7 separate regions of the Mus musculus genome follow, and regions 1, 3, 4, 5, 6 and 7 are each linked to region 2. The links are chromatin loops, found by intact Hi-C in ENCODE. Cell type or tissue: left cerebral cortex. All regions are shown on one strand.

What was found. Hi-C counts contacts between places; a loop is a spot of excess contacts. Peaks named below come from ENCODE experiments on the same cell type or tissue, not always from the same donor. Only the 100,000 strongest peaks of a DNase experiment are listed, where the experiment ranks them.
Region 1: it touches region 2 in a loop (4-fold over the local background); 8 of 42 quality-filtered maps call a loop at or near these places.
Region 3: it touches region 2 in a loop (5-fold over the local background); 27 of 42 quality-filtered maps call a loop at or near these places.
Region 4: a loop joins it to region 2, with 2.0 times the contacts of the local background. A loop is called at or near these places in 2 of 42 quality-filtered maps.
Region 5: it touches region 2 in a loop (3-fold over the local background); 4 of 42 quality-filtered maps call a loop at or near these places.
Region 6: it touches region 2 in a loop (2.9-fold over the local background); 4 of 42 quality-filtered maps call a loop at or near these places.
Region 7: it touches region 2 in a loop (2.8-fold over the local background); 6 of 42 quality-filtered maps call a loop at or near these places.

The regions. Positions count from the first base shown.
Region 1 is chr13:16,639,807-16,643,806 of GRCm38, forward strand. No RefSeq gene overlaps it. Among named protein-coding and RNA genes, the nearest start is that of Gm31711, 380 kb to the left of the region's middle. In left cerebral cortex, no CTCF peak of the experiment used is centred here; DNase peaks (open chromatin) are centred at 2,015 and 2,865.
Region 2 is chr13:16,018,416-16,022,415 of GRCm38, forward strand. All of the region lies in intron 4 of Inhba (inhibin beta-A), which reads left to right. It also overlaps the pseudogene B230303A05Rik. Among named protein-coding and RNA genes, the nearest start is that of Inhba, 8.6 kb to the left of the region's middle. In left cerebral cortex, a CTCF peak has its summit at 2,410 (motif pointing right); DNase peaks (open chromatin) are centred at 985, 2,446, 2,968 and 3,668; H3K4me3 peaks cover 1,499 bases; H3K27ac peaks cover 1,493 bases.
Region 3 is chr13:16,761,842-16,765,841 of GRCm38, forward strand. No RefSeq gene overlaps it. Among named protein-coding and RNA genes, the nearest start is that of Gm25020, 440 kb to the right of the region's middle. In left cerebral cortex, a CTCF peak has its summit at 2,125 (motif pointing left); DNase peaks (open chromatin) are centred at 774, 947, 1,392 and 2,120.
Region 4 is chr13:16,289,349-16,293,348 of GRCm38, forward strand. No RefSeq gene overlaps it. Among named protein-coding and RNA genes, the nearest start is that of Gm31711, 30 kb to the left of the region's middle. In left cerebral cortex, no CTCF peak of the experiment used is centred here; a DNase peak (open chromatin) is centred at 1,658.
Region 5 is chr13:16,346,826-16,350,825 of GRCm38, forward strand. No RefSeq gene overlaps it. Among named protein-coding and RNA genes, the nearest start is that of Gm31711, 87 kb to the left of the region's middle. In left cerebral cortex, no CTCF peak of the experiment used is centred here; DNase peaks (open chromatin) are centred at 2,150, 2,509 and 3,422.
Region 6 is chr13:16,353,413-16,357,412 of GRCm38, forward strand. No RefSeq gene overlaps it. Among named protein-coding and RNA genes, the nearest start is that of Gm31711, 94 kb to the left of the region's middle. In left cerebral cortex, no CTCF peak of the experiment used is centred here; DNase peaks (open chromatin) are centred at 2,069, 2,499 and 3,063.
Region 7 is chr13:16,823,848-16,827,847 of GRCm38, forward strand. No RefSeq gene overlaps it. Among named protein-coding and RNA genes, the nearest start is that of Gm25020, 380 kb to the right of the region's middle. In left cerebral cortex, no CTCF peak of the experiment used is centred here; a DNase peak (open chromatin) is centred at 1,973.

The DNA.
Region 1 (4,000 bases), 620 kb after region 2:
GTTTAATGGCACAAATGTAAAAAAATGCCTGAATGAATTCCGTTCTTATGCATGCTGATTTGAGATTAATAGAATAATTGCTCAAGAAAACATTACTTTACATAGTAAAAAATTTCAAAATACTGTTTATAAACAAAAATGTTTAAAAAAAAATACTCAATGCCAATTTGTAAAACAAAGCCAAACCTATAAAAGTACTTGTTCTTTGGTAAGAATATTTCCACCTTTATTTTAAGTGTTGTACAAAATGTTTTAGCCTACTCCTTATGGAGTAGATATCTAGGGCTAGACTTCCAAGGACCACCTCATCGACTACACCAGAACACTCTGCACAGAAGCTTGCCTCAGGGGTGGTCCATACTTGTAAGACTCATCTTAATATCCTGAACACACTAACACTGGGTCCAAATCAAACCTTTCTCTGAGTTGTTTGATTGTTTGCTTTTCTTGATTGAATCTGAGAGCTGAACCTAAGTTACAGAGCAAATTCTTTCTTACCTATGTCCTACCCTTAGGTAGGAGGCTCAGCTTAAACACCAGCCTACCATTTATTAACTTGAATACCATCAGAACCATCCATGCAGCTCAACGAAAAAGGGTTAATACACAAATTTAAGAAAGACCTTTTGATGGTTCATTTTTTTGTGTGTGTTTTTTTGTTTTTTTGAGACAGGGTTTCTCTGTGTAGCCCTGGCTGTGCTGGAACTCAGTCTGTAGACCAGGCTGGCCTTGAACTCAGAAATCTGCCTGCCTCTGCCTCCCGAGTGCTGGGATTAAAGGCGTGTGCCACCATGGCTGGCTTTGATGGTTCATCCTTTTTTCTATTTATTTTTTTATTTTTATTAGGTATTTTCCTCATTTACATTTTCAATGCTATCCCAAAAGTCCCCCATAACCCCCCCACTCCCCTACCCACCCACTCCCACTTTTTGGCCCTGGTGTTCCCCTGTACTTGGGCATATAAAGTGTGCGTGTCCAATGGGCCTCTTTTTCCAGTGATGGCCGACAAGGCCATCTTCTGATACGTATGCAGCATATGATGGTTCATCCTTAAGAAGTTAAACCTGAGGTCTGTGGGAGGAACCCTGGCTCTACCCAGTTTGTTGATTTTTCCAACTGAATTGTTCCTCTATTCTCTCCTCTCTGTTCCCCTTCCCCACTCCATCTCCTGTTTCACGATGTGTGAATGTGTCTCTACACACAAAACACAGAACATGAAGCTGTGCTCTTTTGTAAGGGCACAAAAGGGCAAGGAAACAACACTTTGCCCTCTCCTACTTTGACAGCTGGAATTATTTATCCATCTGCACTAACCCATCTCATTTCTATAATTGGGCTCACTAACATTTGATCATGAAATTCCCTTCTTGGAAATGTAGGTAAATTTTTGTCACTGTTTTATCACTCCATCAAAGGAACAGGAAATGGATATGCATGGTCATTGACCACCAATTGTCCCAGTAAGACATCTATAGAATATGTGTAATTTATGCAAGCCGACAGCACAAGGTAAAGGGGCTTTAAGGTAACATGACGAGCTATGAAGGACTTGGTACTCAACAGCTTAGGAAAATATACGGTGTGTTTGTTAATAACAGACAGGCTAAAGTCAGGGAACTGTTCAATAAAACTAATTAACACTGTTTTGATTCCACCTACAAATGTCACTGGCATAACATTTGTAGTCATCTTAAGAAAATGTAGTCATTCCAACCATAGAAAAACAAAATAAAGTGCTTGTGAAACAAATAGCAAGGACTTCAGTGGGGTAAGTTTCTTGAAAACACTTACAGAAAAAAAAATGTTACATAGGCTGTCATGATTTTAAGCAGTTGTGATCTTACTGACTTGAAAGGTTATTATGGAGGCATCTTTGTGAACTCTTCATCCATAGAACTACTCAGAACAGATCACTTTCTGTCATTGGCTGGATGTATTTGAGACCAGAGATTCTGCAGTAAACCAGCATGAGGCAGTGAGTCATGCCTTCATTTTACTGAGAAACCACTGATCTGGCACAGCAGAACATGGAACTTGTTACTCTCCCTGCCTACCACAGAAAGTAGCAGGGAGAAGGTGAATGGCCACAAGGATGGGAAGAAACGGTGGTACTATTGGAGAAGGCTGAAGTTGGACACATTAATTACTTGGATGAGTTCCAAGCTTGTTTATCGAGGAGTAATTCTGACTTAAATATGTGAGCATTGCTGTTCACTGATACTGCTGCTCCCTGTCCCTGGGCAAGGCAGCTCATGCCTTGTATGACTAACTACAGAACACTACTATTATGTGCAAAGCTTGAAGTGTTTCCTGCCAGGGGATCTTGTTCTAGTTTGCATGACTGACCTCTGAATGTTTCATGACAGCATTAGCAGCTTTTGTCTTTTGTAGATCATAGCCTGCTTGAGAAACTGAGGAGCCCCACGGAAATGTGTTCATAATTCATATTTGACTGTGCTGACAGTTACAGGAAGTGAGAAGACCCCTTGATGCCCAGCATAGATGAATCAGTCACCTCTTACCACTGACATTACTTAAAGGAGCAAATTCTAGCCTGACACAGAAGCTTCAGGTTTTTCTATTTCTTTTACTTTCTTTTACTTATTTTTAGCAACAGCACAGTCAAGAGCAGGGACTTTCACATATACAGTAAAAAAAAAAAAAAAAGTGTACAGTATCATCAATGCAAAGTTGGACATGTGCCAGCCCCCTCCCCCTCCCTACCCTGAAGCATCTTCATTTGAATTTAAAGGGGTGGATGAGTGACAGCAAGGCTCTGTTCTCCTTCTGACAGGGCTTTGGCAGATCATTGGTTGTCATCAAACCTATTCCATATCTTGCTCCCTGCCAGGAATTCCACCTACATGCCTGATGGCAATTAGTCCCTTGTAGGTGCTAATGAATAAAGCACAGCACGTTGACTTCACGAGGATGAGAAAACCCACGATCCAGATTCAGAGAGTCACTCCAAGAATCTCCCCCTCCACACACACACCCCAATCTCCTGACAGTAGAGCTCTCGTTTTTTTTTTGCCCAGTCACAGGCTGGAGCCCCCGCCCTCATTCTCTGCACACGAGCAAGGGAAAATAAAGTTCTATGATGAGGACACAACTAAACAGAAATCAAGTGCTCCCCCCCCCCACCTTTTCTCTTTTTAAATACCCTACTCTGATCTTAGCACATGAGGATGCCAGTATGGGTTAATCTGGGTTGCAACATTTGAGGTGAATCTGCAAACTCAAGCATTGTTTGAAAGAAACAGAGACCTCCTTTGAAAGCATTCTGCATGGAGAGGATGGGGGGAAGCTGCCAGTGATTGCTGAGAATCCTAAGTCACAAAGGAGCCTTGAAACGTGTAGATTCTCAAATCCTGTTTCTGGAGATTCCTGGCCAGGAGGCCTAAAATAGAACTTAAATTTCTAAATGTTCAAGAAGTTGCCTCAGATGAAATGACTATCTCTCCTGGTTCTGGTCTCCTAATTGGCGGAGTTCTGATCAATGAAACGTCTCCAGGACTGTGTTTGCAGTAAGATTCAGAAGCTTGGGTTCACTGTTTCACATCCTCTGCTTTATGGTTTTTATTTTTTAAAAAGCAAACTGGTCATCTATTACAAATGAGTAAATGCTCAAAAAGATTCTTTTAAAATTGAAGCTATCGATAACTTAAAACCTTTTTCTTGCATGTAATGAAATGTCACAATAAAACGTATCATTTTGCACAATTGGCATACATAAATAAAAATGTTTTTAAAAAGCTATATTTGTATTATAATTTCCAAATTTTGCATCTTACCCAAGATGAACATGTATTCTAATAATAAAAGGTACAGCATTTCTTTTTTTTTACTTGTTTTTAATATTGTTGAATTCCAAGAGGAATAAATTTGTACCAGAGAAAATTGTACTTCAACATAATTGTTTGTTTTTTAGATCTTATGTGTGTCATGCATTTACTTAAGGGAGTTCATGACCTCATCATACTGCCACTGTCATAATATA
Region 2 (4,000 bases):
AAAGTGACTAACTACTTTTTGCCAAGGAATACAATCTTGACAATGGGCTCTCAGACCCTATGCTGAACGACTCAATCCTTAAGAGGAAAAACTTTCATGGATTCTAATCATTGGCTCAGGACCACACTAACCTGTTGCTGTGGAGAAAAATACCTGTCCAAAGCCCAGGCTCGAAACTGAGAACTCCTCTCCAGTCATGAGGATACAGATCTTACTGCCAATCTGTGGGGACCGGGCACACAGATGTTCTAAAACCTCTTTACTTTCATGTTAAATGCCAGGCTAAGGAATAGGATCCCTTGCCAAAGCCATTTGAAAGGAATGCCATTGTTTTGTTTGGTGGAGCATATGGGCTAGTGAAGTGTGTGCAGGGACTCCCAGCATTTTGTTTAAAAGTTTGCTGCAGCAGTATAAACAATTAAGGCAACACTCAAAATTTCCAATCCTGAAAGCCTGTTAACTCAGATGTTCTGTTTTCAAGAAAGCTGTGCAAGACCTGGGCATCCTTCTTTCGGGGAGGGGGGAGAGGAGACAGCTGGCTTGGTGGCTTCACCCACAGGAAGCCTTGGTACCCCACCAGCTCCTTAGACAGGTTAGTTCTGTCCATGTCCTACTTCCTTAACTAGTTCCTTTTTTGACCCAGTTCCCCAAACCTTGGTCATTGAGACTTTATTTCCTGAGCCATATTGAGGAAAGACAGGTGAGAAAGAAAACCTCTCCAGCGTTGGTTGGTGTGTGAGGGGTGGGTTCCCTGCTTTAGGAGATTGGCCCTGGTCCTGACACAATGTGACTCATATAAGACTCTATGTACAAGCTTCCCCTGTGTTGGCCACAACTGCAGTTTCTACTAACTTGGAATCAATTGTATCATGTGACTAGGTATATGTGTGACTTCCACCATGTTTAATGGCACAGTGGATGTTAGCACTCTGTCCTTCCCTCTGACTTACAAGGCTTGTACAGAAAACCTATCACTTGGCAGTTAGAGGTAGGGCAAAGAATTAGGTCATTTTCGTTCTTTTTACTTCTGACCTTCTCAGTGCTAATGGATCTCTCACTTAAGTGGGATCCTGTCAGTTTTGCTTCTCTGTTGTTTAGTTTGAGAGAAAATGAGCTACTATTTACATCAGTGATTCACTGGACTCACACATTGACTGAGTGTAAAATTTATAAGAGGAAACTCCTTCTAGTCCAGGAACATGGTGTTTTTGTTACAATTGCTTATTTTCTCATGTGAGAAGTAGCACACATTGACTTCAAGTTGATTTAATATAATTTCACAAATGCAAGTAAGATCATAGTGTACAACCTACTCTCCAAGTAGCATAGGGTGTGACATAAGCATGTTGCTTATTCAGGAAATATATTTATTATCTGATTAGCTAGAGAAAATATGTGAAAATGAACTACAAAGATCTGTCTTGTTGTTTTTGGAACAATTCTATTTTGCTATGTAGTAACTAACACATTTCAAGAATAGAGAAGGGCAGTTTTTTTTTTTTTCTTTTCTTTATAACCATTTGGACAACATAGGGTGCAGTCAATGACTGTTACCTGTAAACATACTATAGATGTGCTTTTCAATAGCAAGATCCCTGGTATGGGAATGTATGTTTTACTTTGGCCTCTTCACTCAAGATTATTAGATAAAGCTGAGAAAAACATGAGACTGAAGGGACTGTAAGGGCTGTGGTACTCTGACCTTTTAAGTGAATTTGTCCTGTGTTCAGGTGGGAAGTATTTTGGTTTTGTGAAGTTGATTTGAATTGCATTGGCTAAGCAGCAGATATTCACTCTCAAGCTCCCTGCAATCTGTCCCAATAAGTGAAATTGATTTTATTTTTATAAGTGTCACCCAAGAGTGCTTCCCAAAGTTAGCATATTTATTGCATGACTGGCCCCATACCATTACTCCTGATTTTTCTTCAGAGGAACAGCAGTATGGGAGAGTCAAGCCAATCCAGTGACTGTAACTTAATTGTCAATGAAATTGGCCTTCTCTACCAATGCACTGAGTTTTTTCTGCTTTTCCTTCTTTATAGTTGATGCTCAGTGAATGTATAGTACCAGCCTGCTGTTGCGTCTGCATAGATTGTGGCATGGTCAGCTGCTGATTTTCACAATTAGCTTACTGGAGTTCTTGCTACGTAGGATATAGAAACAATAGAAGTGATACCTGCAAAAGTATATACTGCTCAGGTGTTGTCTAAAGTAGCTCCCTCCCCCCTCGTGGAGGACACCAGGAAAAGAAGATTTGAATTAGAAATGAGGTCACCTGAAGACTACTTCTCCACACCCTAAGAAAGCCATCTCCAAATGAAGTAAACACCAATAGCTCCATCCCCAACCTTTCTTTTGACCTGTCTTGAGAAACCTTTAAGGTTTCACACTTATCTGAATTTGAAAAAGACTGGCCACAAGAGGGCGCATCCCTAAACCCTCAGCTACTCTGAGAAAGGCAGTTTTGTGGGTACTTGAAGCCCCAGCCTGTAGCACCTTAATCTTGAAGAATATCAGTTACTTCCTCCCTACATCCCCACCTTCCTGCAGAGTTCAGGTTTTATAGGCTGGGGGATGCACAGCTACCTTTAAGAATACATTGAGTCACAGCACTGAAAGTGCTGGGGTCCACATGAAAATTCCACAGCTCCATGGGCAGCAGAGGAGTGATACAATTCAAAAACAAACAAAGCAGGGCTTGGGATGTGGGAGAATCATCAGCTACAGTGATGTGAGCGCAGTCTTTCCCTAACAAACATCTTCCGTCCCCCCCCCCCCCAATTCTGCTTCCTAGTTTGCCTGCCTTATCAATGCTTTTCACAAGGGACAAATGACAAGTGACTTGCAACAGGGAGGAAAAAGAGACTATTTATTTAACGTCTGGTAGGAACATGGAGTTCAGCTGCAGAGGACGCATTTGTTTCTCGCTGAGAGTGTGGAGAGAAACCGTGGGGGAAGGATGTGCCAAGAGATGAGCACGGGGTTTTGCCTGTAGAGTGGGTGGACTGAAGTGGGAATGGGGAGATGTCAGGGGAGAGATGCAGTTTTCACATGGAGAAGGAGAACCTTCCCAGGCACTTCACATGAAAATACTTATTTGTCTTGGCCCTTCTTACATCAAACTTGAGTATGATCTCTTCGCTTTAGTTCAGAATGCTTTATGCTTGACTCGTTCCTGGGTCCAACATTAAAAGTGTAAACGTTTTGAGGAATTCTAGGAAAAAAAACTCTTGGGTTGACTCTTTAGGGTTTTTTTTTTCTTTTAATTTATATTATGAAGTAAGCTGCTTGTTTTGGACATTTAACCCTTTACATCATTATTTAAATGGAAAAAGCAATGGATGTTAAGTGACTCAGGCCTGAAGAGTTACAAATAATTAAAAAATGGATCCCAAGGAGAGGTATTAAAGCTAAATGGTTAGACAGGATAATTTATACAAGCAAGCTAATATACCTGCAATGGCAAAATTCTCTACTGTAGGTCAAAGGAAAAATAACCTTTCAGATCTTACTCGCTGCCTTCCGCAGACACCTCTGGAAGCCATCCAGAGGCCGACTTAGTGCCCGAGAGAACGCACAGGCTGTAGTGTAGGCCCTTCATGCTCCTGACTGTACTGTATCTAGGCACAGGGAAACTTGATGAAGAATGGAAAATTTAAGTAACACATATTTTACAGCAGAGCTGTGCTCCCCTCATGGCAAGTTTAAATGTGCACTGTGAATGCCAAGGCTTTCTACATTAACAGAGACGTCATTATTACCGATTTGTAAAAGGGCAGCATATTTTACCCAGGATGTTGATGAGGAAAACCAGACTAATTAAGCTGAAACTTTATGTGTATACTGATTATTTAATGGGGAATTATCAGATATCCCACAAATCTGAGAGGAGGACTTTTGTGTATGTGGAATTTGCATACCTTTTAAGTAAAAAGGAGCCTGTTTACTTAAGCCTTGGCATACCTTCATGATCAAGCTAGTGAGAACCCCTGAAAGCAAA
Region 3 (4,000 bases), 740 kb after region 2:
AGCCATATTAAACACACTTCACTTCAGACATTTAGTTGAAAGAAAAACATCTGCTTTCTGAGGGTTATTAAAGTTCTACCTTCAGCCTTCCAAGTCTGGGGAAAGACAACTTTGGGAGGAAACAGTCTCTGATTTGGTGCATCAAATGGCTCTCAGAGTAAAGGTTGGATACACACCGTGTTCACCCAAAATAGGAAGCCAACATTAAGGAGGAAATCAAGAGTAGAGAAAACATGTAAAACTGATTTTTTTTTTTACACTCTTGGGAAAGGCTCTTTAGTCTTTTTTGCATTACTGGAAACATGTCTCTCCCATGAGACTCCAAAGTGATGTCCACTCTATCATGACCAGCATGTAATCAGTTCTAAGTTCTGTGAACCACCTGCTATCTCATGAGAGATTTCTCCAGCAGCCACTTGTTCGGCTGTGCTGAATACTGACATGGAACTGATGTCTTTACAATATGCTAATGCTGCATGTGCATATCTTGCAGAGTGTTAAACAGTACAGCAGTTTATTAATGCTGTTATTTGCCTCTTTTTTCAACACTGTGTGCATGCTCTGCAATGGTCAGAAGGACGGGGATTGCAGCTTAGTCATGTCCAGGCCCCACTCTTCCCCTGCATTCTCCTTATCCCCGTGCTGTGTACTTGCTGAGCACTGCAGTATTGATGACTTGGTTCATGAGGCCCTGTTGCACATGTCCACACGGGAGGCTGGCCTTTTGGCTGCGATGATGATTCCCCAGTGCCCTAATTCTGAAGCAGTGTTTGAAGTTTTCGGCTGCGTCTTTTAAGTTATTACTTCTGCCCACCCTGCCTAGGACGACTCGAAAAATAACAAATAACAACAATAAGCCTGCCTTAACACTGCCAAAAGAAACTGCCTGGGACTTTTCAGAAGCCACATTCAATTTATGAATAAATGAAATAGATCTTCTCGACCAACCATGACAATAAGCACTGGCCTACATATTCAGGGCCTGAAAGAAGTCGAGGCAATGGGCCTAATGAGAAGCAGTCAGCGAATCTAATGAGAATCAGACAGAAGGCCTAATGAGACATTTAACATGCTCTGCCTCTCCCCTCCTCTTTTGTTCAGTTTTCATGGGAATCTGTGTTTGGGGAGCTCAGTTGCACTGGCTACAAGCAGATACATATGGCTTCAGTGGGGGATCCAGGAAGCAAGAGAAAGACTAAAGATACCCGAGTATGGGCGAGTCAAACCTAGAAAATAGACGCAAATGACATGCTAATGATAAGACTTGGCTTTTATTTTTAATTGAATCCAATCCTTTCTCAGGATACCAGAGAGTCACAGGGCTATGGGCGATAGGACAATAAACGGGCAAAGATTTCAATTGCATTACATCACTGCTCAGAGGGAAAGAGCCATAAGAAAAACCAGCAGTTCTGTTTCAGCCACCTGGAGTGAAGGGGTTGCAACAGAGTGATACCTGGGATTGCCTCCTTATGAAGCCACATTCCTGGGAACAGTAGGTGGTTTCATGTGTTGATCTTGGACAGAGTTGGCAGCTAGCAAGATAGCTATCAAATTATAAGTTAGGCAGGACTGGGTGTAGGGAAGGGATATGAACCTTACTCAGTTACAGCTCAGCATATCCATTACCTGTGTTGGAGGTATGGAAAGGGTGTCCAACACACACACACACACACACACACACACACACACACACACACACACCAGAGTTCAAATGTTTACCTGATCCATGGATTTAGTAGCTTCAGAGTGTAGAATGGTTTTGAGAGAACATAGGCATGATTTCTAATTCCTCTAGCTTTCCAGCAGAGGAAATTTGCATTGGCTCTTGTTGCTTGCCTATCAAATTAACAGTCTCCTTGGATATAAATGCTCTTTGTTTTAGTTGCTTACTCAAATATATGCTTTAAGTGCAACCCTATTTCTTTCCCTAGCCATCTGTTTGTGTATTTATAACAACTCATTTTTTCTTTCTTTCTTTCTCTCCTTTTTTCTCTTTTTTTTTTTTTTTTTTTTCTTTTTGGGTTGCCAACATCCTGCTTCTTGTAGCCTACCTGTATCTGAGCAACAATCTGAAGGTAAACGATCTGACTTGCTCTTGGGTGGCTCCACCTAGTGGCCTTTAGTAGCAGCACAGTTCTCATCACAGGATTAAGAAGGTAAATTACATACACGTTGATACTGATGGGGGTTTAATAGAAGTGCACCAACATTCATTAAGTTCCAGGTAATAGGCTCAGAATTTCACAGTTTCAATATCTTTTAAACTTCATAGAAAATGTGGTTGATAACATTCTTTAAAGGTTGTTTCATAGCTGACATTCATTGAATGCCTTCCATGGGCAGAACACAGTGCTGTATGTTTTATAGGATACTGGCTCATTTATCCTAGTGATGACATACAGGGATGAAAAAAAAAAAACTCAGTCGTTATTTCTAATCGCCAAGGTCTATAAAGGGTCCCAGATATTTCAAACTGTATAATTTGAAACAAATTGCTTTCCTTCTCAAAGGTTCAGTTTCCTCACCAGTATGATAGCCTGTCCATAAAGAAAAGAAGCCATAAGCAATAAACAGCAATACTTTTAAAATGCTTTCCCCAGAGTCACTCAACTTTGCAGGAAAAAATCAAACTATACTGAATGATCCTCATTATTGCCAAGTCAACAACTCTCAGATGGATTCTGAACTGTGCCAGGCATCTCTACGTATAATTTCCCCTGTGTCTAGTTACTGGAGCCTCTAAACCATGCGTTTTCGGCTTCCTATCTCTCCAACTCCAACTTCAGAATGTTCTCATCTCATCACTGAGAGGACAAATGACTTTCCATCTCTTGTCACCATAACCACAGTCCTGCCACTTCCCTGCCCCATGTCTTTGTTGACAAGACAGAGTCCATAGCTAACAAAAGGTAACATTTCTAATCTGCATCCAGATTACAGGTCATCTTCTCTATGCCAAAGCTGGGCTTCCACTTTCCATAACTTACCAGATCCTGCCACCATCGGAAGACAAGTATACAGCCTTCAGTTATTTCTTTCTCAAGGCCTCGGCTGTTGTGGATGAATGTCTATGTCCCCCATGCATGTGTAGAAGAAGAGCTGAACAACTAAGGTGCCATCATTAGGAGATGGAATATTAGAGCAGGATTTTCATGGACAGGAGACAGTGATGCCTTTACAAAAGCATTTCTAAAGAGCTTACTCACTTTCTTCATGATAAATAAAGGTACAGGAGAAGTGGACAGTATGCAAGGCCATTACCAAAACCTAGCTATGCTGCCAATACACTGTGTAACTTTCTCACTCTAAACCTGTGGGAGATGACCTTACATTATGCATAGGCTTATAGTACTGTTATGGTAGCCTGAACTTAAGGGATTTCGATTCCTTGTTTTTCTACATAGACGTTTTCTCATTCTTTCCCTGACACACCCTAATAACACTTCTGTTTTCATCATCTGTCTCTTCGTGTATCCACAGATTTCCATGCCATTAAGTCAGTTTGTACTCTCTCTTCATTTTTCAGTATGGAATATTTATTTCATAAGTACTGAGGCAGTATTTCATGTGGAGGTTTATTTGACACTTTCTTCTGTGGGTTCTAGTGACCAGAGAGATCTCCCCATCTCTGCCTTTTGCTGACCATTCAGTAAATGGGGAAGGTTCTCTCTTCTATGAAAATATTTTTAACCATGACATTTTATCAGAACCATCACTTGATGGCTCACAAGAGTTAAAGGTAAAAGTAGATTTCCCAGCCCTGATTCCCCTCTTGATGTTCCCAGATCATCTGTCTACATTAGACATGTGTGTCATCTCTACCTTGCAACATAAGCACCTACAGCTGGCAAGGCGGCCACGTGGCTGTCATCCCTCCAAGAGATCCCTCTCTACTTCTAAAACCTCTGGCTCCCAACAGGAGATAATGAAGTTATTCACCCTGTTCAGCAAGTGAGAATTTCTGGGGTTTGATGCCTTTTGCTTTCTTAAAACTTAA
Region 4 (4,000 bases), 270 kb after region 2:
AGGGTGATCCTATAGAAGGACCAGCAGTCTCAATTAATCTAGACCCCCAGATCTCTCAAACACTGGACCACCAAACATACAGCATACAACAGTTGATATGAGGCCCCCAACACACATACAGTAGCAGACTTCCCAGTCTGTGTTCATTCAGAGATGATGCATCTAACCCTCAAGAGAATGGAGGATCCAGGGAGCTTAGAGGTCAGGTGGGGTGGGGGTGGGTAGTGGGAACATCCATGTGGAGACGGGGGGCCTGGGGGTGGAGATATAGGATGTAGAACAGTTGGAGGGTGGATGGTGGGTACAAAATATGAAGTGTAAAAAATAAATTAATTAGATAATTAATTTACATAGACTGAGGTAATTTGGCTACCTATAATTACTTTCCAGTGCAAGATCCAGCCATGAGCCAACTCTGCACTATTGTCTTTTCTAATTGGCTTCATTTCCATGGCAGCCAGCACTCCCCGACACAGAACATGTCCTCCTTGCACTGGAGGGCACGCAGAAGACAGGCTCCCACATAGGGTGGCCAGATGTCCTAGATTAAACAGCATGACACAGGAGCTGGAGCTACTGTCTGTCCAGTGTGTGCAGACATTCTGGATGGGATGTCCTTCCAGACCTAGGCTCTTGGAACTGTTTGAAGGGAAGACACTCTTGTCTTTCACCATTTGGGCCTCAGGAGGCAGAGGAATGAATTGTGTTGGCCCAGCCCTGGGGAGTACTTCATTGCCTTTGTTTGAAAGGAAATGTTTCCAGTTCTATAAAGAGCTTTCCTTTATTCCTCAGAATACAGGAATGATACAAGCTTACACACTTTGTAAGACTTCTAAAGGAGACATTCCTGAAAGTTTGCCACTTGGGATAGATTACTAAAAGATCCCAGGGAGAGAAGAGGAGATGGGGTACTACACAATGCATCCTGCCCCAAAGGAGACACTGTCTTCTGCACATGAACAGCCAGAAAGAGCTCTCTTAAAGTAATATGGGAGCTGAAGACTGGCAGACGTTTCTGGGCATGGCCAGAGTGCCACCTATTCACTGGGCTCTAGAGCACCCAGAGGCTCTTGAAGCCCTCATTAATCATAGCTTTGCCTTCCAGAGAAGAAATGTGTTTTTTATAAGCTGGTCCTTATGAATAGGGCTGATTACAAAGCTGTAAAAGTCAGACATGAATTAGTGTGCAGAGTCCCTAAAGTCCCCAAATGCCACACCAAGGCAGGACTTTTAAGTGCAATTATAACTTCTGGAACCAGCATAACATGATGTTCTGCATTTGAAAATCTGAGAAAGCATCTGCATGAATTTCTTATTCCATTTGCTATTTGCATACTTGCAAAATTTAAAAACCTGCTTTGGCATATGTCAGGAAAAAAAACTACAAAATCTTTTTTTTTTTCAGAATAATGGAAGGAAAAAAATGCAGTGTAAATATTTGTGTCAAAAGCTTGATAAGGGGAATGCCTGCCCCCGCTCTTGGATTATAGTTTCTGGCTCTCCCAAGCATGGCAGTTTCACTGGACAAGCAGTTACAAGAGAAGTGCAAATGACCTGAACTTATTAGGAAAATGCTTCCATTACTAATTGAGTGGCAAAACTGAAACTTGGCCTTCACAGTCACTCTTCATTGCCAGATAAATGCCCAGTGGATTCTGAGTGGACCCTGGCATTTTCCCAAGCTGGAGCTTTATGTCAGTATCTTTGCCACTGTGCCCCCCTCCTCACTGAGACTTTTTCTCTAGGATCCTTGAAACTGTGCCCAGTAATTTGTTCCATTTTAACTATGGCAAGCAAAGAGACTCGCTTTGCTATTTTTACTTCAAGGTCTTAGCTCTGGAGCTGCACCATCCATTTAAGTATTCGGCATTGGTTGATGATGAAGGTAGTTGGAGGAAGTTAGTTGGATTTGAACCTTCCTGTCAACTAACTTTGACTTAATGTTTTTAAGCATATAGACAACAGACTTTTTACAAAGCAAGTCAGAGACATTTTTGTACACCTAGAGATGGGCACAAAAAAGAAACACATGAGTGACCAGTAGTGAATAGATAAGAGAATCATGATTTTCACCCAGCTGCCTCAACACACACCTCCATGGATGTTCCTGCATGTGCATGAACTAATCATGATACTGTCATGTGCCTACCTTAAGAGAAGTGCCCTTCTGCAAACTAATATACAAAGATAAATCGAATATAGGGTCTATCTTTTCTAAACAAACAAACCCCTCATCTTTCTTATGTCTCTACTCATGGAGACAAAAGCAGAAAAAGTTGATAATGTCAAATGTTGGTGTTATCATGGAGGAGTGAGGGAAAGTCAACAACACCAACCAGGAGGATTAACATGGTCCTGGCTAAAAGCCCAGCCTCCAGTAGGTAAGCGTGCATGCAGATGTCCTCATGCAATGATCACTCCCTTTCTGCATAGGACTCTGGACTTAGCCAGGAAAAGAGGACATGACCTGTTTGGATCGCTGTCCCAACGGGCAAGGTCATAGTCTATTCAGATTATCTGTGAGTAGCCTTTCCCTTAGTTACAGTTGGGCCACAGGAAGTACCTCGAACTCACTGTCTCAGGAAGTCCCACCTGACCTGTCCTTCTTGCTATCACAGTGCAACTTCTAGCAATCATTTTTAAAGATGAAGAATGCTTCCCATTTCTGGCCTACACAGATGCACCAAGAAGTCTTCTGATGCCAAAGCTCGCTGAAAATGTAAGGTAATGATTAACTCAGTAGGAATTTCACCTGCAGAGAGTTAACAATTGACAGCTAAGACAGGGAGATGCTCTGGAATAAGAAAGGCATGGTGAAAAGTCTGGTGTAACTCTGATAGGCCTGCCTTTATATGTTCCTTGACCTTATTCCCTTACTGCTTTTAATATTCTATCTTTATTTAGTGCATTTGTTGTTCTGACTATTATGTGTCGGGAGGAATTTCTTTTCTGGTCCAGTCTATTTGGAGTTCTGTAGGTACATTTACACAATGGAGTACTACTCAGCTATTAAAAAGAATGAATTTATGGAATTCCTAGGCAAATGGATGGACCTGGAGGGCATCATCCTGAGTGAGGTAAACCAATCACAAAAGAACTCACACGATATGTACTCACTGATAAGTGGATATTAGCCCAGAAACTTAGGATACCCAAGATATAAGATACAATTTGCTAAACGCATGAAACTCAAGAAGAACGAAGACCAAGGTGTGGACACTTTGCCCCTTCTTAGAATTGGGAACAAAACACCCATGGAAGGAGTTACAGAGACAAAGTTTGGAGCTGAGAAGAAAGGATAGACCATCTAGAGACTGCCATACCCAGGGATCCATCCCATAATCAGCCTCTAAACGCTGACACCATTGCATACACTAGCAAGATTTTGCTGAAAGGACCCAGATATAGCTGTCTCTTGTGAGGCTATGTCAGAGCCTAGCAAACACAGAAGTGGATGCTCACAGTCAGCTATTGGATGGATCACAGGGCCCCCAATGGAGGAGCTAGAGAAAGTAACCAAGGAGCTAAAGGGTTCTGTAACCCTATAGGTAGAACAACAATATGAACAAACCAGTACTCTCCCAGAGCTTGTGTCTCTAGCTGCATATGTATCAGAAGATTGCCTACTCTGCCATCATTGGAAAGGGAGGCCCATTGGTCTTGCAAACTTTATATGCCTCAGTACAGGGGAACACCAGTGCCAAGAAGTGGGAGTGGGTTGGTAGGGATGTGGGGGGTGGGGAGGGTATGGGGAACTTTTGGGATAGCATTGGAAATGTAAATGAAGAAAATACCTAATTAAAAAAATTTTTTAAAACAAGAAAGGCATGGTGATCAGCTGGTCCAATACAATGGGAGTATGCGAAAGGAACCAGTGGCAAGTGCAGCCAGATGTACTGTGCTAGCATGCTTTATGTAAACCTGCTTTCACAACTGGGCTAAAGAGATTTTCTGTCCCCCATTTGGGAAAATGGAAGAAGAGAGGGATTGCTTACGTTTT
Region 5 (4,000 bases), 330 kb after region 2:
TGTCAGAGTCAAATCAGTTCTTTCTTCAAGTTAGGCCATGCAGCTCACCAGGACTGTTTTACCACCACAGTATTGAAGGAGCACACTTTTTATGATAGAGGAATGAAAAACAATGAAGAGCAGAAAAGAGGACAATACAGCAGGAGCCAATAGCCAGGAATCTTCTCCTAAACTCTCTAGGGTGGCCAAGATACAGAGCTCAGGAGGAAGCAATAGGGGAGAGAGAGAGAGAGAGAGAGAGAGAGAGAGAGAGAGAGAGAGAGAGAGAGAGAGAGAGAGAGGTGTGAATAAGCTATTGGAATGGATCCCCAAGTCCCCACCAATGGTGGCAAGGGGGAAGTGGATGAAGGTATCCAGGAAGTTGTAGGTTTATTTGAAAAGGCATACAGCAGTTTGCATATCTGTTGCATAGAGGGCATGATGGAGGCAGTGGGTACTGAGATTTGAATGTGAAATACCCCCTGCAGGCTATTAGAACTGTCGGGAAGGTTGTAGAACCTACAAGAGGACTCTGTCTCTTCACTCATGAGGTGTTTCTCGAGGTTTGGCACCCTAGCTCTATTTCCTATCCATTGGCTACTGCTTCCTGGCTATAGATAGAATATGAACAGCTATTTCATGTTCCTGCTGTTATGCTTGTCCCTCATGCTCTTTACACTATTCCTTCTCTGCTGCCATGCTGTCTCTACCTTACCGGACTGTATCCATGCCCCATTTCACTTGCCCCATTTCAGTTATTTGATCAGAACAATAAAATAAAACACAAAACAAAATAGAATAAAAAAAAGTAGCCATGGACAAACTGGTTAGGAAGTATCAAAGCCATTAAGTTTGCATCCCAAATTTCCTATATATAAAGAGCTTTTTTGAGAAACTAATATTGTAGTTCATTACATCAAATCATTTTCATGAAGATAAAATGAAAATACAAAATTGAAGAAGTAAAAAAGGAAGAGGATGAAAAAAGGAATTGAGGAAAGGATGAGGAAGCAGTGGAAAAAGAAAAAGAGGGGGAAATGTCAGAGAAAGGGAGGAGAGGAAGGTGAGAGGAGAAACAATCAGACACAGACATTGCTATTTAGAAAGACTCCAGGTATTCAGTGTGGACTCCCATAATCAGAAGTGTGGGATATGCAAAGCTTTCCTTGCCAAAAAGCCAACACTGCTGAAATGACAGAGTACATAAACCACATCCCAGTCAACAGCAGTGTGGGACACCATCCGGCCACACACACAGAAAGCAGGCTCTCTGGACAATGTTATAGGAAGTAGAGAATTGCTAATTCTCAGAAAATAGATATAAGTGGGGAGAGGTCTGGGAATTTGAGAAAAGACATTTCAAATCATTTTAGCTTGTCTAAACCAGATGGAAGAGACGTCCTTCTCTAACAGAGCAACTTGAGAAAAAGCACATGCCCGCAGCACAGCAAACATTTGGGTAGGGAATAAACTGGGGTGCATGTCCGGGGAAGCAATGTTACTGTAACCTGTGATCTTCTATCAGCATGTAGCAGGGTGCTCATTGTCAGCTGACCTCCTCAGTAGTTGGCCAGTTGGCTGGGTATTTCTCAGTAAGGTGGCCTCATTCCAGATGGGGATAGGGCTAGAGTCCCATAGTGTGGAGCTTCCAGTTGTAAAATTCTAAATGTGAAGATTTGATGACCCAGTTGAAACTTGCTAGTTGTGGCTTTAGGCATTCCTCACATTAGATTAGCCAGGACCATGGCCTCTGGTGAACTGTTTTCCCCATCTTGGTAGTATAAACTTTACCCAAGGCCTATAGAGAGATGTCTTAGTCCAGGTTGAAGAAAGGGTGTGTTAGCCGAGGTGCAGGTGGTAGCTTCTTGAGCTCCAGCTGAGACTACCATGGATGCTGAAGGGTTTGGGGAAAACAGAGGCAGAGGGAACATGGGTTTGCCTGTAGGCCTACCTGGTGGAAATCCCCAGAGTTCTCTTGGTGAATATATTTGAGATATTCTCAAAACCTGGGAGGCTGTCAGTGGGGAGATAAAATAGACAATGTCATAGAGAGCGGAGAGCAGAGAGGTAGAGACAGATTCCAAGATGAGCAGCAATAATGGTGGGATCATGCTCCTTTGAGAATTTTTTTTTATAGCTAATGAAGTTATTCTAAACTTCAGTGGCACACAGAATCCTGGACCGCATATGTATGGCGTGGGAGACTGAAAAGAATGGTTCGTGAGGAAAGCATAGTAACATAGCTCCAGGAATCACTATGAGTCAGATCTAATTCCCAAAGAGTGAGGAGTAGATATCTTATTTGAAACAATTATCTATCCTTAGGTTTTTAATGTGTGTATATTATGTCTACATATGTGTGGTGTGGAGCACAGTCCTATACTTACCTTTCAAGTGCATGAAGATCAGAGATGACTTAAAATGTTGATCCTTCCCTTCCCCCTTGCTGGTAGCAGGTTCTCTTGGTTTGCCATTGCATTGCATATACCAGGCTAGCTGGCTTGTGTGTTCCCATGGATTCTTCTCTTTTCCTTTCCCATCTTGCATTAAAGGCAATGGAATTACAGACATGAGCTACTTACTACCTGTATTTTACAAACATTCTCTGAATCAGAATTTAGCTTCTTACACTTATGTGGCAAGCACTTTACTCTCTGAGCCACTTCCCCAACCCTATCCTAATTTTATTTAAGTCACAAAGCTGCAAACCAGCTAGAGGTTACATAAGCCTGTGGCTTCTATTGTGACTATAGAAGGATCATGTTACATAGAGGAAATAGACCCAGAGTCAGAATGAATCCTGGAGTTACTGACGAGGTGTTAGTGTTAATAATAGCATAATATGTAGCAGAACCCAATGCATAGTAAGTGGTAAGTAAATGTTGGTCATTGACAGGCTAGCTAGTCATATGACACTTGACATGTCACTGGAAGTCTCTCTAGGAGAAGCTGGGACTGAATTATAATCTGATGCACAAAGCAGAGTTCATACCTCTTTCTGTTACAGCCCTCACCTTGAGGGCCGTTCTTCAGTCTGGATTTCCTTTCAGCCTAGTATTTTCTGCAGAACTAGCTATTTTACAAACACTGCTGCATTTTCTTGCATTCTCATCTGGGAACTTTCTGAACATCCAGTCTTAACTAATTAAGGTTAGGCAAGTTGGGAGGATTCACCAAACCCAGTGCTGGGGGAGGGGTTTGGAAGCTAGCTGTTGTTCTATATTTTAATGCTTTCTGATCATTTGACTTTCTGTCCCCACCTATTTTTCCCTGTACAGAACTGTTTGTAATAGAAGTTTTTGAATGAATCCTCACAATTTCTATTGTATGAGAAGGGATCTCTGGAGCTATCGCTTTTTGAACTCCTCTACAGTATCTCCGGGACCCAGTCAGCTCCACAGCATTTCTTCACATTTGCTACCCACTCTGCTTAAAGATAAAGATGCTGCTTTTTTGGCGCTTGGAGTTGTCTGTAGGAATGGAATCTTCAGTTCTTTAGCATTTGACACAACACCATATGCCTTTTTCAGAATTTCCTAGCATTCAACTGCTGTTCAATTGGTGTCTTTTCCACAAGCTAAGTGCTAAGATTGAAATTATAGATTTGGTAATAATTCTGTTTCTTCCATCTTTTTACAGAAACAGAACCATTTTTATAATAACTTCTGGGTTATGGGTATCTGAGATGGTTAATATGTCATTTTTATTTTCTAAATCAAGTGGACATGAGCAGGAGCCAGCAACTGGTTCCTTCAATCCCAAACACTTCAGAATAAACAAAAATTGCATATGGTCAATAAAATTTAAAATATCTTATTGGAATATTTACTTGTTCTGATAAAATGTCTATTATCTTGTAGATTTTTAATTACCTTAATGAAGTATTTTTCTTTAATACATAAAATATCTTATACATGTACTTTAATTCACTTTTCACATTTTAGGTTTTGAAGATCTTTTTAAGTTACACATAATCAACACATATTCAGTACTGAAACAAATATTTAAATTCACTTGATAC
Region 6 (4,000 bases), 330 kb after region 2:
CTAGTTAAATTACGCATCCTCACTTTCTGATTTATAATCTCCTTGCTGCTGTGACAAGCCCATGCAGCATGAATTTCTTGAATGCCATGACACCTGTGAATAGACTCAGAATGTTAGATGTATACTTTAAGGGTAAGAGAACTATGAAACTTTTAAAGTTATGGCTAAAGTTGGAAAGCATTCTTACATTGTTTCACACTCAAGTTCTTGAAAAGCACTGCCTTGCCGGGCGGTGGTGGCACACGCCTTTAATCCCAGCACTTGGGAGGCAGAGGCAGGCAGATTTCTGAGTTCAAGGCCAGCCTGGTCTACAAAGTGAGTTCCAGGACAGCCAGGGCCTACACAGAGAAACCCTGTCTCAAAAAAACCCAAACAAACAAACAAACAAACAAAAGAGCACTTCCTTAATTAAAATAGATGGATATAAATGTTACTTCAGGGGGCTGATGAGATGGCTCAGCAGGTAAGAGCACCCGACTGCTCTTCCGAAGATCCTGAGTTCAAATCCCAGCAACCACATGGTGGCTCACAACCATCCGTAACGAGATCTGACTCCCTCTTCTGGGGTGTCTAAAGACAGCTAAGGTGTACTTACATAGAATAAATAAATAAATAAATAAATAAATAAATAAATCTTTTAAATAAATAAATCTTTTAAATAAATAAATCTTTTAAATAAATAAATAGACAAACAAACAAATAAATAAATGTTACTTCATGTCAGTTATAGTTGTATTTGGAAATTTATGTGAGGTATAGGTGACTCAATATATTCTAGACACTTGCTGCTGTACAAGTATGTTTTGTATACAAAACACTGCACAAAACAAACTTTTATTAACTCTTCTGCTGCCAAGGTCCTTGGTGTGTGTGTGTATGTGTGTGTGTATTATGAATGTTTTCTATTTTGTACATGAAAAGAGTTCAGATTCATTTGATGACTACAGTCTGTACTGTACTTCATGAATTATGTAATATTCATGGATCAATATATACCACTTCAAATATTTTGACTACTATAAACCCTAATACATATGCATATTGCCCAAGTAATTGAAATACAGTTTTGTTAAACAATTTCAACTTTAAATGTATTTTTTACAGTTTTATAAGTTTTTAGAGAATATCATATACACTTTGATCATATCACACTTTTTCCAAATATCTCCCTGATTTATCAAATTGTATTCTTTTTTCAAAGTCAATCCAGTCCAATTTGTGCTGCCTGTATACTCCTGGATGTATGGCAGTCAATAAGTAGAGACTACATTTGAACCCTTTGGTTTAGGAAACGACTTTCAGAACAGGATCCCAGTAGCATAGGCATATGATCAGCATTTAATAAACAGAATTTCATGAAACTAAAATGCTTCTTACAGCAACGGACAACATCATTCTAGTGAAGAGGTGGTTGTCATTTAAACCAAAGGGCTTATATATGGGTATGTACATATTTTGTGAAGCTTCTATAGTAGTAGTCTTCCATGTGACAATTTCAAAATGTCTTTAGAGTTAGTTACTCCTCTCTGTATTCCATCTACCCAGCCTTCCTATGCCTTATCTCAATTTAAGCCTTTATTGTCCTTTTAGTCCCCATTAATCCTTATCATATTGTATTTATCTCCCCTTTGTGAAAGCACTATGGGCATTCCAGATGAAACACAAATATATGAAGAGTCAAAGGTAATATCCACAAATAAGAAAAGACATGCTACACTTGTCTTCTGGGTCTGGGCTACTGCACTCACAATAATTATTCCCGGTTCCATCCATTTAGCTGTAAATTTCATAACTCCATTTTTCTTAATAGCTAAATGCTAGTTCATTTTGTAAAAGTACCAGATGTTCGTTATCCATTCATCAGTTGGTGAACATTAAGATTGTTCCCATTTCCTCGTTATTGTGAACAGAGTAACAACAGACTTAGATGATCAAGATATCTCCTTAGTAACATGTAGAGTCCTTTGGGCATATGCTTAATAGTGCTATAGCTAGATCATGTGGCAGGTCTATTTCTAGCTTTTTGAGGAACCTCCAGACTGATTTCCATAGTGGCTTCACTAGTTTTTGCACTCCCACAAGCAGTGAATAAGTGTATGTCTTTTCTCTACATCCACGCCAGTATTTGTAGTCATTTGTTTTTGGATCTTAGCCATTCTGAATGGGGTAAGATAAAATCTAAAAGTAGTTCTAATTTGCATTTCCCTGATGGTTAAGGATTCTGAACATTTTTAAAAATGTTTCTCAGCCATTTGTATTTCATCTTTTGAGAACTCCCTGTTTAGCTACATGTCCCATTTTTTAATTGGATTGTTTGTTTTCTCAGTATTTAGATTTTTACTTTTGTATGTACTAGATACTAACCCTTTGTCAGATGTATAGCTCTAAAGCTTTTTCCCCATTCTGTCTGCAACTCTTCACTGAAATAATGGCATCATTTTGCTGTTCAGTATCTTCTTATGAGGTTTCATTTACTAAGTGTTGGTCTTATGCCTGTGCTTCAGGGGTTCTTGTTCAGAAAGTCCTTACCTATGCAGATGAGTTCAAGTGTATTCTCTACTTTTCCCTCTATCCGATTCAGTGTGTGGTCTTGGGTTGAGGTTCTTGGCCCATTTGGAATCCACTTTTGTGCATGCTGACTGAAAATTTGGGAGTTTCATTATGCTATATATTGTTATCCAGTTGGACCAGCATGACTTGTTGGAGATAATGTCTCTTCTCTGATGGGCAGTTTTGGCTTCTTTGTCAAAATCTAGGTGGCTGTAGAAGAATGGGATTATGTGTGGGTACTCAATTCTATTCCAGTGATCAATATGTCTACTTTTATGCTATTATCATAGTGTTTTTATTACTATGCCTGAATAATTTAACCCAAAATCTGGTCTGATGATCCCTGTTGCAGTTTCACTTGTTTCATTAATTTACTTGTGTTTAATTGTTCAGTGTTGTTCCCAATAAATGGATTTTTGTGTTTCCATATTGTGTTGGCTTTGAATGAAAAATGTCTTCATAGTCTTGGGCATTTAAATACGTGTTCACCAGTTGGTGGTACTATTTTTATAAGTGTAGGTGGTGCAGACTTGCTGGTTGAAGTGCTTCACTGGGGGAAAGGTTTTGGTAGTAAATATCCTTAACTGATTCTAGTTTGCTCTCTATCCCTCATGCTTGAAGTTCAAAACATGAACCCCCTCCTTTCTGTACCTCCTGCTGTGTCTGTCACTGGCTGTCATGATTCCCTGCCATGATAATCTTATTCTTCTGAGTCCATACAATCATTTTTCTCTATAGAATGCCCTCATTATAGTGTTTTATCACAAAACACAAAGTTAACTAACACAAATATAATTTAATATTTGTTTGATTATTTTGGAGAATTACATCAGAATTTTGAGGGGGATCGATTTAAATCTGTAGATTGCTATTGGCATGATGGTCATTTTAGCAATATTCATCCTATGGATCCATTAGTGTGGGAAGAGTTTCTATCTTTCAATGTCTTCTTCCGTTTCTTTTGTCAGTGTCTTAAAGTTTTCATTGTACAAGTCTTTCACTTCCTCAGTTTTCTTTCAAGTTATCTCTTAGGCTATTGTGAATGGTGATGTTTCCTTGGTCCTCTCTCAGCGTGTTCATCATTTGTGCATAAGATCTGATCTTTTGTGCATTAATTTTGTATTTTGCTACATGGCTAAATGCGTTCACCGGCTATTGAGGTTTTCTGGTAGGATTTTTAGGGTCTTCTATGTACAGAATTGACTTATCTACAGATAAAAATACTTTAATTCCTTCCTTTCCTAAAAAGATTCCCTTCATCTCCTTCACTCATCCTACTGCTTTAGCTATGCCTTCAAGTACTATATTGAACTAAGTGTGGAAGTTTTGATGTTCCTGCCTTATTTCTGGTTTTAGTAGAAATTCGGATTTTCTTCATTTAGGATGATGTTGGCTGTGTGCTTACTGCATATTGACTTCTTTATGTTGTGATATGTTCCTTTTGTTCTAA
Region 7 (4,000 bases), 810 kb after region 2:
CACCATTACATGATGTTATAATCACATCAGCATCAGGCGTGACATTCTGAATTTTCCTTCACCTCTTTGTGTTTCCCTTTCAATTCTGTCCTTAATTTACTTCCTGGCATCCTCTAGGGCTAGCTACATCAGGATAGATTTAAAGCTTCCTGAAGACAGTTATAGTATCACCCACAGTACAAAAACTCCTAGAAAAGTAGCTTGAAATTGGGAAGCCCTCTGTCATACCCATAAACCTACTCTCTAAATACCATGCTCACTCACCCAAAATGTATTTGTTTTTACACTTGGTAAATCAACTGAAACAATGAAATCTCTCTCTCTCTCTCTCTCTCTCTCTCTCTCACACACACACACACACACACACACACACACACACACATTTCATTCATTTTATATTCTTAATTGAATATGATTTTGAAAACCACATGAAGCAATTTGGAGAAAATGATGTATAACCCAATCACTTCATCACCGAAGCCTGAACAAGGTGGTATTTTTTCTGTTAGGGCTTTATGTCCCACCCTGAATACAATTCTGCTAGCCTCTTCATAAAAATGTGATACCCTATGGAAATGGGGCTTCCTGAGCACAGAGAATGCCCTAAAGATGTTATATATCAGGATCCTCATTTTTTTTTCAGTAGTCTGCTGAAAAGTCATTGACACCCATTAATTCAGGTTTGGACATGGCATCTCCTTCTGATTCTGGGGGGGTGGAGGGTATGCGTGCATGTACATGTGTATGTGTGTGTGTGTGTGTGTGTGTGAGAGAGAGAGAGAGAGAGAGAGAGAGAGAGAGAGAGAGAGAGAGAGAGATAAAGAGTCCAAATGGTGCTAAGTAGAGTTTTCTTTCATACTCATACCATACTCATAGTAGTGGTTTAAGCAACTGTTGTTGGTTGACTATCTTAACGGTACACTTTCCCTTGATCTGCATGATGGGTTCACCTTATAAAGAAAGAAACTGATAAAGCAAGGAAGTCTGTCTAAAGTGGCTGGATATTGGTGGCAACTTAATGAATTCAATCTTCAAAACCTTAGCTTCACATCGTCTTCATGTAGGGAAAGAATTGCAGAGAAAAAAAGGCTGAGTGGAAGATCAGTAGGTTCAGGACAAACATAGGTTCACTCTGTTCTTTAATAGACATTAGAGCTTGAAGCAAGCAAAGGTGAGGAAAAGTTCAAACAGACACGTAGATAAATCTCCATACATGCTTTGATGTCCATGTCAGGCTTTCTCTGCAGCCTGGTCAGCACTTCACTGAGAAGGCCTATGGCCGCTAACCAAAACAAAGGTCTTATATCATATAGCTGTGACCTTTCAAAGAGAGCTGTGCTTGGAGGGCCCTAAACCTAGAGACAGTCATTGTCCCAGGCAATGATCTAGGCCTGCATCTCCCCTATGGCTCTAGTCAAGATCATCTCTTCTTTGGAGTTGGGTGCTGCTGCATCGTGGTGTACATGATACATAGATAGGAAGAGGAGGCTATCTAAAGACTGCTTTCTGGGCTCTGTAGTGTCCTCTTCCTTAAGCATACTACAATATTCAGGAATTTTGGGTTTTTTTTAAACTTGTAATTAAATATAAAATAGATTTTTGTACCCAATTTTTAAGTAAGTTATGGTGTATTAAAGGGAGGAGGGGAGAAGGAGAGAGACCTGGAAGTTTATAAAAACCATATTGTAGGCTCCAGAGGCAGGACTCTCTGTTTTGGAGCCTTTTTATTCTCCTGGGAAGACTCATAATGCAGTCTTATGAGTTTTGTTTGTTGTTATATTCCCCCCTTTATCCTTTCTCTCTCTTTACCTCCTGAGTAGCTGGTCTTTTTATATGCTTTGCAGAGGTATATTGCTGACACAATAGCCTGGAGCAAGGAGCCGCTGGAGCCACTTCTGTTCCAGGGTGTAATTACACACACAGGGTGTATTTATAGCAATAGAGGTGCCAAAGCAGGGGCGGAAAAGAAAAGAAGGGGTTCTGCCTTAGGCGGGTGGCTCCTTGAGTCAGCATTGCAGACTCTGCAAGGGCGACTGCGCAGTGGTCAGAAGTGTTCCAAGGACGCCAGTTTTTGCTCAGAAAGACTGTACCCAGCTGCTAACTGCACTTGCCAGTGCAGAACAGAATAGGGAAAATATGTGTGCTGGGATCCTTCTTGCCCCTCATCAGAGGTAGTCTTACTAAGGGCTGGTGAGATGGTTCCGTGGTAGAGTCACCTATAGACCTCAGTTTTATCCCTGGAACCCACTCAAAAGGAAAGAACAAACTCTCTCAAGTTGTGCTCTGACCTCCACACATCTGCGATAGCACACACCCCTGTCTCCCCACCCCACCCACACACACACATGCACGTGAATGTAAAAATAAAATAAATGAAAATATAATCAGAAATCATTGCTGTACCATGTTGCTGGCAATCTCAGTGGTTCTGCAAGCCAGTTGTTAAGGAGCAGAGGCAGAGATGACTTCATGGGTGAGAGTGGGGCTGCACTCCTGCCCAATCCCCAAAAGATTCACTTTACTGTGACATACACGTGGACATTTTAAATTCAATTTCGTTTGTAGAAAAGAATTCATTTAGCTAAAAGTTCAACTTCTCTCTGGTTTTCAAGTGTTCTCTAGTCCCATGAAGTGATTGTCCGGAAGCCCCACTAGATGCTTCCCCACAAGCCCTGCTGCACACAGGTACACTCACACCATTCCCTGCTTTGGGCTCCTGGAAAAACACTGGCATCTCTCTGCTTCTAGTGACAAAGTTCACTTTTCTTAGCCACCATCAGTCATTTTACAGCATAAGGGTTAGGACTGTTTTGCATTAGCCTCCACCTTTTGGAAGATACACCCAAACATGTGTTAACACTGATCTATTCTCAGGAAATTTCAGTTGTCTGATGCAACATTATAATCTGTAATCACTATGTGCTCATTAGATGTCTAGAACTTATTCATCCCATGTGACTTAAACATGGTTCCTTCTCACCTATACCAGCATATCCCTAATGCAGGCATACCTATGGCTATCATCTTCTGCTCTATGTTTCTATGAGATGCAGTGGTTTTTATTCTATGTATAAGAGAGAGTATTATTTGCTTTCCTATGCTGGCTTATTTCACTTAGCGATATCGTCCATATCTTATATTCACTTGTCTCATACTACGAAATTCCATTTTGAAAGAATGAATAATACTGCACTGTGTATGAGTGTGTATTCTTAGTTTTTTCAACTTAAAGTGGGAAAAGAACACAAATATACATTTCTCAAAGAAGATATGCAAGTAATCAACAAGTATTAGGGGGGAAAGTCTCCTTAGTGCTACTCACAAGGGGACTGTAACTCAGCACCTCAGGCTAAAGGCATAACTAGACAATTTGAGAGCACTGACTGCTCTTCCAGAGGACCCAGGTCCTACTCCTGGGATATATGTGGTGACTCACAACTATCTATAACTTCAATCTCAGAAGACCAGATATTCTCTTGTGGTCTTCATGGGTATTGCTCACATAAGGTGTAACATACAGGAGGTAAGTTACTCCTACATATAAAAATAAATAAATACATCTTTTAAAATATGTAAAGACCCCCTATGATATCATTTAAACTACCAAAAACCATGGTGATGAGAGTAAAAAAAATGTAGAGAAAACATCTTTCACACTATTGATAGGAACGTAATAAACTCAAAGCCATCATGGACCAACAGTTTGGAATTTTCTCAAAAAATGAGTAAGGGAACTATCCTAGGATACAGCAGTTTCATTGTGTAAAAAGAGAGCATAAAGGAAATAAAATTACAATGTCAAAGAGAAGCTGTACTCCCTGTGCATTGCAGCATTTTTTACAACAACACAAAATGAGTCAGCCTGTTCATTGAACAATGAGTGAATTTAAGGTGGAAGAGGAGGTCTGTAAGATGGATCCATTGGTAAAAGCATTTGCTGTCCAGCATAATAACCTGAGTTTGATCCCTGGGACCTACATTGTGGTATCAGAGAACTGAC